Linked DNA regions of Homo sapiens: region 2 is linked to region 1. Evidence: chromatin loops called from intact Hi-C (ENCODE). Cell type or tissue: spleen. All regions are shown on one strand. Each heading gives the region's core, and the rest is flanking DNA. Links, peaks and the distances in the headings are about the cores only.

Region 1 (2,927 bases), core at 198-2,697:
CAGAAGAGCAAACCGTGGACTTCTAGTGCTGGATCTTCTTTTGGAGAACAGAATTGTCCTCAGTGCTGCCTGTGATTCTGAATCTCCTGGGACAAGAGGAGGACTTGAAAAACAGCCCAGTTCTTCCCCAGACTCACAGATGTGACTGATGCAGCTGGGCCTGGGGTGAGCACAGTTGGAAGCCACTGCTCTGTCCAGATGCTTCTCACAGAGGCGCCAAGGACTGGCCACACATTCTCTTACCTGCTTGCTCCTCAGTCTCCGTCAATGCCTTTATGTTTCTGTTCTCTTTATTCACGTAGTTGACAAAATGCACAACGAAAGCATGCAAAAGACAGAGCTAATCTTGACATTGGCGAAAATTATGGTTTCATGTTTAAAGAAACTATAGAAGAGATAAAAGAAGTCTTTTCTAAATTTAAAAAGAATTTAAATATTTATACTTTGTATGTGACCATAAGCGGAGAGAATTGGCCCTTTTGTTCCAGAAAAGTAATTGGTGTTAAGCCTGAAAATCTAATTTTAACAGGGAGATCTGGAAAGGAGAGTTATAGCATGAATGCTGCCAAGATGAACAGATTGCTTCAACCTCACTAGATTTTAGCATTTTTCCCCCTCTATAGAATGAAGATAGTGATGGCAATGCTTGTCTTGCTTTCATATGCTGTTGTGAGAAATGAGGAAGCCAAAGCATTGGCAGTGTTTTACAAAATGCAAAGCACGAAACCATGAAAAGGATAACTTGCCTCGTGACCTCATTGGGCAAGTTATTTGACATTTTAGTCCCTTAGTTTCACCATCTGCAAAGTGGGACCCATAATGCCTAATGCTGGCCTGACTGGGATGTTATGGGGACAAAAGTAGACGGTGTTTGTAAAGGCACTTGGAAAAGCAGGACACCTGTATTAAATTAAAGTAGCAGTGTATTTTCTATTTAACAGACAATAAAACAGGTACTGTGAGGCCACATTCCACTGAGCTTTCTGAGCAGAGCTGCGCCTCTGGCCAAGCCTTCTGGGCTCAGTGTCTCTGCTTCCAACGGACTTCCCCATGCTCTGCTTAACAGCACTGACTTCTCTTTTATCTTGGTTGCCAATCCTCCCGAGGTGGAGGCAGGCCCAGGTCCATTCTTGGGGTGAGGCTAGGAAGAATAGGGCCATTTATAACTCTGCTCAGATGACTGGAGAATCCTTTCAAACTGCTTGGCTGAAAAGCATCTAACAAAAACTTGGGGAATCCAAAGGCCTAAAGAGCCATCTAGTGGTTGCACATACAAACGACGCTGGCTTTTGCCAGTAACTTCACTGGAACAGAGATAATGGAAAGGGATTTTATTTTTTTCCTCTCCTAAATTTGTGCCTGCCCGGGCAACCATAGAAAAGGATTGATGTAAGTGTCCACTGTCCCTGCTTGTAACCCTGGACTTCAGAGTGATGTTGGAGGAAAACTGGGAACCTCTACAGACTTGAGCTGCTACAAAGCCTTGGTTTCCTTTCTCAGCTCCTGGCTTGCAGTTAGTTGTGTCCATGTGACTGAGTCTTTTTTTTTTGTTTTGAGATGGAGTCTCACTCTTGTCGCCCAGGCTGGCGTGCAGTGCCATGATCTCGGCTCACTACAACCTCCATCTCCCAGCTTCCAGCGATTCTCCTGCTTCAGCCTCCTGAGTAGCTGGGATTAGAGGCACCCCCAACCATGCCTGGCTAATTTTTGTATTTTTAGTAGAGACAGGGTTTCACCGCGTTGGCCAGGCTGGTCTCAAACTCCTGACCTCAAGTGATCCTCCCGCCTCTGCCTCCCAAAGTGCTGAGATTACCATGCCCGGCCTGTGACTGAGTCTTAGGTGATGGAATGTGAGCGGAAGTGATACACATCACTTGTGAGTCTGGTCCATAGAACTCTCTACATAGAAATCTCCAAGTCATTTGTCCTTTTGTGGTGTGATGCAGATGAGCATGGCAGTTTTGGGATTCATGTGTTGAAGATGGAATCACAAGATGCAATGAATCTGGGTCTTCAAGTCACCACTTGGAGGAGAGCTACCTGTCCATGAAGAACACCTCTTTTGGACTTTCCATAGCAAGAAGTAAACCTCTAAGTGTCTTTGAGCTATTATGCATCTTTGTGTTTGTTTGTTTGTTATACCATTTAGGGTTACCTTAACGAATATAGTTGTTGTTAGTCAAGTTAACTATGAAAATCAGAGACAGATTTACCGTGAAGCCAATGAAGCTCTAGCTTCAGGGATCTTCATTTGCGTAGGCCCTTTCCAAGGTCCAAGGTGTGCATGTGAGGAAGTGGGTGGGGGGGGGGGTCCCCTGGCAATGTGTTCTCATGGTTATGTTTTGTGAAATTTGCAAAAGTAAGATATTTTCAACTGCATGCAATTGGTTAGGTGTGCTGCCTCTTTCCTTGTCAACTTCCGCTCCATCACATTTTACTCTGTGTTGGATGGCGTTGGGGAAGCATGGACATTTTGGGGACCCAGCTCAGGGAAGTTGAGTGGGGATACATTTAGTCTGAGTGTAGTTGTTGCATTGTCGTGGTTTTCTGTCTCTTTCATGCAGAGTTATTGCTAGCTGTTCTGGTATAAGAATGGTTTCCAGGGATAGTACTCTGCCCACTGTGCAGCTGTGAAAACATGATGCAAGGTCAGAGGTTGTACTATAATAGAGTCTGTTCAGGGTGCCTGGTTCAGGGAAAATGTGAGCAGAGGGGAGAAACAAGGCTTGAAATGTATGGAGTCAGAAACTAGTCTATAGAAATTTCTTCTAATCCATTCTGATGTGTAAAATTGTAAGCAGAGAATTTAGTTCTTATTGATGCTTTGTCAAAATTGAATTTCATTCCTGTCAGGACACACTTGGTAATTTTTAAAACCATATACAATTTTAAATATACTTTATATTTTATCTCCTTTTTTCATGGGA
Region 2 (2,927 bases), core at 126-2,625, 210 kb before region 1:
TATCTTCAAATTCTAAGGGCAGTCAGGAAAAAGGATGTTTTAAGTATTCTTACCTGTGCAAACCAGTGGCAGTAAGACCAAAAAATGTATCTAAGCAACTTCCAAATACAGTAATAACAAACAATTTGTTTGATTCTGCAACTTTTAAGGAAAGTTTGTATCTGTAATTGGCATTTCCAGATTCACCAGTAGAGCCACATTTTGGACAATTAGACCTAGAAAAGTGGTGGAAAAAAGTGTGGAGATGTTCATTAAATGTTTTTCATATGATGAAAAATCCAGAACAGTAAAAATTTAAAATAACATTTTGTGTATAAATGCTCCTACACAACTCAAATTCTTCTTAAACTCTTTCAGATCAACTTATTTTAAATTTCTCTAGTCAGAATAGTTAGCGTTACTGATTTAAATTAAACAGCCCCAAGTTGATAGAAATACATACCAAATTGATGGAAAACTAAAGGAGAACTGTGCATGAAAGAGAGGACGAAAAGGCCGGGCGCGGTGGTTCACACCTGTAATCCCAGCACTTTGGGAGGCCGAGGCGGGTGGGTCACCAGGTCAGGAGATTGAGACCATCCTAGCTAACACGGTAAAACCCTGTCTCTACTAAAAATACATAAAAATTAGATGGGTGTGGTGATGGGCACCTGTAATCCCAGCTACTTGGGAGGCTGAGGCAGCAGAATGATGTGAACCCGGGAGGTGGATCTTGCAGTCAGCCAAGATCGCACCACTGCACTACAGCCTGGGGGGCAGAGTGACATTCCGTCTCAAAAAAAAAAAAAAAAAAAAAAAAAAAAAAAAAAAAAAAGAGGACAAAAAATAATCTCAAAATATTTAATACCTATTTATACACAAAGCACTTAATTGCATTTTTCTCACCATAATGAAAATTACTTTCTTTAATTCATTAGACTATGTTGATAACTTATCAGATTATAAAATTTGATATGAAAACCATGCAATTTAACTTGTTTTTTTAAGACAGTATGTAATGGTGGCTAAAGGCTTTCTAGTCAAAAAGTACACATCTACATGGCAGTGTAACTCTATTGCCATGTACTCATTGTCTGACAGTTACTAAATTCTTGAGTTCCTCATCTATGAAGTCCAGGGCTGAAGAAGGATTAAAATAGACAAATAAAGGGTCTAGTGCAAATACTGTGAAATTAGTGTTAGTCTGCTTCTCCCTCATAATTATATCAAGTATTGTGATAATTACTGTCACTTGTACTGTTAACTTCTCTTCTAGTTTGCAATGTATTATAACTCTGATTTCTATCTTTCAGGTTCTTAATGTCCACCCCTCAGTTAGGTTAACTTTATTTAACAGACAGAATAGTTTAAAAAATTTTTTTGAAATACAACAAGCACCTAAAAACATTTTATGGTAATGGCTAATACTAGAATTTTGTTTTTTCTTCAGATTGCTAAAGATCTTAAAAAAGAGTGGCAAAAGGCAAACAGAAAGCAAGGTGAAAGATGGTTGTATAAATTTGATTGTTGCCAGATGGCCACTAGGGGGAGTCTAAAATCTGTAGCTCTGAAAGTGACTCACCTTTATTAGATCTGTGCTGTTATTCTTCTGCCATACTGAGGATAGATCTATACCAACCCATTCATATAATCCTATACAAATCTGCTAGAGTTTGTGCTGTAGGTTAGCCATAGAATGAATTAAAGGTAATTGACTCACTAGGGGATAAAACTCCATTAGTACCAAACTCTAGGGAAATGAACTGTTTAAAATATATATTGGAATTTCTTTAAAGGCTATGCAATAATGCATACAGGTTTAATGTAAAATTCCTAGCAAAACTTAGACTAATATGCATTAGCATTCAGTTTACAAATGTTTTCAACATACATTATTTCATTTTTATAGGTAAAATTTACAAATGGGGAAATTAGTTTGAATTTTTATCTGAGATGACAAAGTTGGTAAATATATGACCCAAACCCAAGACTGTGAACTCGTATCATGAAGTTCTGATATTATGATATGATAACAGTGGGACCAAATGGTTAAAATAAAGAACTGCTTGCAATGACAGTATCAATAATAGCCTCAAAAAACTATGTCTATTAGTGTTCATGCATTTACATATTAAACTATATATATTTTTATAAAGTACATATGTATAATGAAGATATTTATTTATATAGTTTTCTTTAATCCTTTTAGGAACGATGCTGGATTAAAATAAATGTTAGTGTGGTGTAATACAGATTAGAGCTTCTCAAACATTAATATGTATACAAATCATCCAGAGATCTTGTTAAAATGAAGATTCTGATTCAGGAAGTCTGGGATGAGGCCCAAGATCCTGCATTTTTAATAAGCTCCCAGGTAATACTGATGCAGATGTACCTTAGGCCATACTTTGAGAAACAAGGATATAGACAACATATTCACATCACCGTCCCGATTTAACTTCTAGAGGCACCCATATTTCTAAAATGTCATTTGTTACAGAATAGCAGTTTTCAAACTTTTTGGTTTCACACTCCTTTAATACTCTTAAAAAATTATTGAGAATATCAAAGAGTTTTGTTTATGTGAATAGTATCTATTTTTTTTATTCAAAAATATTTACTTGGGCCAGGCGTGATGGCTCACACCTGTAATCCCAGCACTTTGGGAGGCTGTGGCGGGCAGACCACTCAAGCTCAGGAGTTCGAGTCCAGCCTGGGAAACATGGCAAAACTGTGTCTCTACAAAAAATACAAAAATTAACGAACGTGGTGGCATGCGCCTGTAGTCCCAGCTACTTAGGAAGCTGAGATGGGAGGATTGCTTGAGCTCAGGCGGCAGAGGTTGTGGTGAGCTGAGATTGTGCCATTGAACTCCAGTCTGGAGGTGACAGAGCCAGACCCTGTCTCAAAAAAAAAAAAAAAAATTACTTGCCAAAGATTGAATATAT

The links. Peaks named below come from ENCODE experiments on the same cell type or tissue, not always from the same donor. Only the 100,000 strongest peaks of a DNase experiment are listed, where the experiment ranks them.
Region 2: a loop joins it to region 1, with 6 times the contacts of the local background. A loop is called at or near these places in 11 of 110 quality-filtered maps.

Annotation. Positions count from the first base shown.
Region 1 is chr11:82,716,738-82,719,664 of GRCh38, reverse strand. No RefSeq gene overlaps it. Among named protein-coding and RNA genes, the nearest start is that of FAM181B, 16 kb to the left of the region's middle. In spleen, for the core only: a CTCF peak has its summit at 1,272 (motif pointing left); no DNase peak of the experiment used is centred there.
Region 2 is chr11:82,926,065-82,928,991 of GRCh38, reverse strand. DDIAS (DNA damage induced apoptosis suppressor) reads right to left here. Exons shown (of 6, transcript NM_145018.4): 4 at 54-215. Among named protein-coding and RNA genes, the nearest start is that of DDIAS, 26 kb to the right of the region's middle. In spleen, for the core only: CTCF peaks have their summits at 1,274 and 1,479 (motif pointing right); no DNase peak of the experiment used is centred there; H3K27ac peaks cover 425 bases.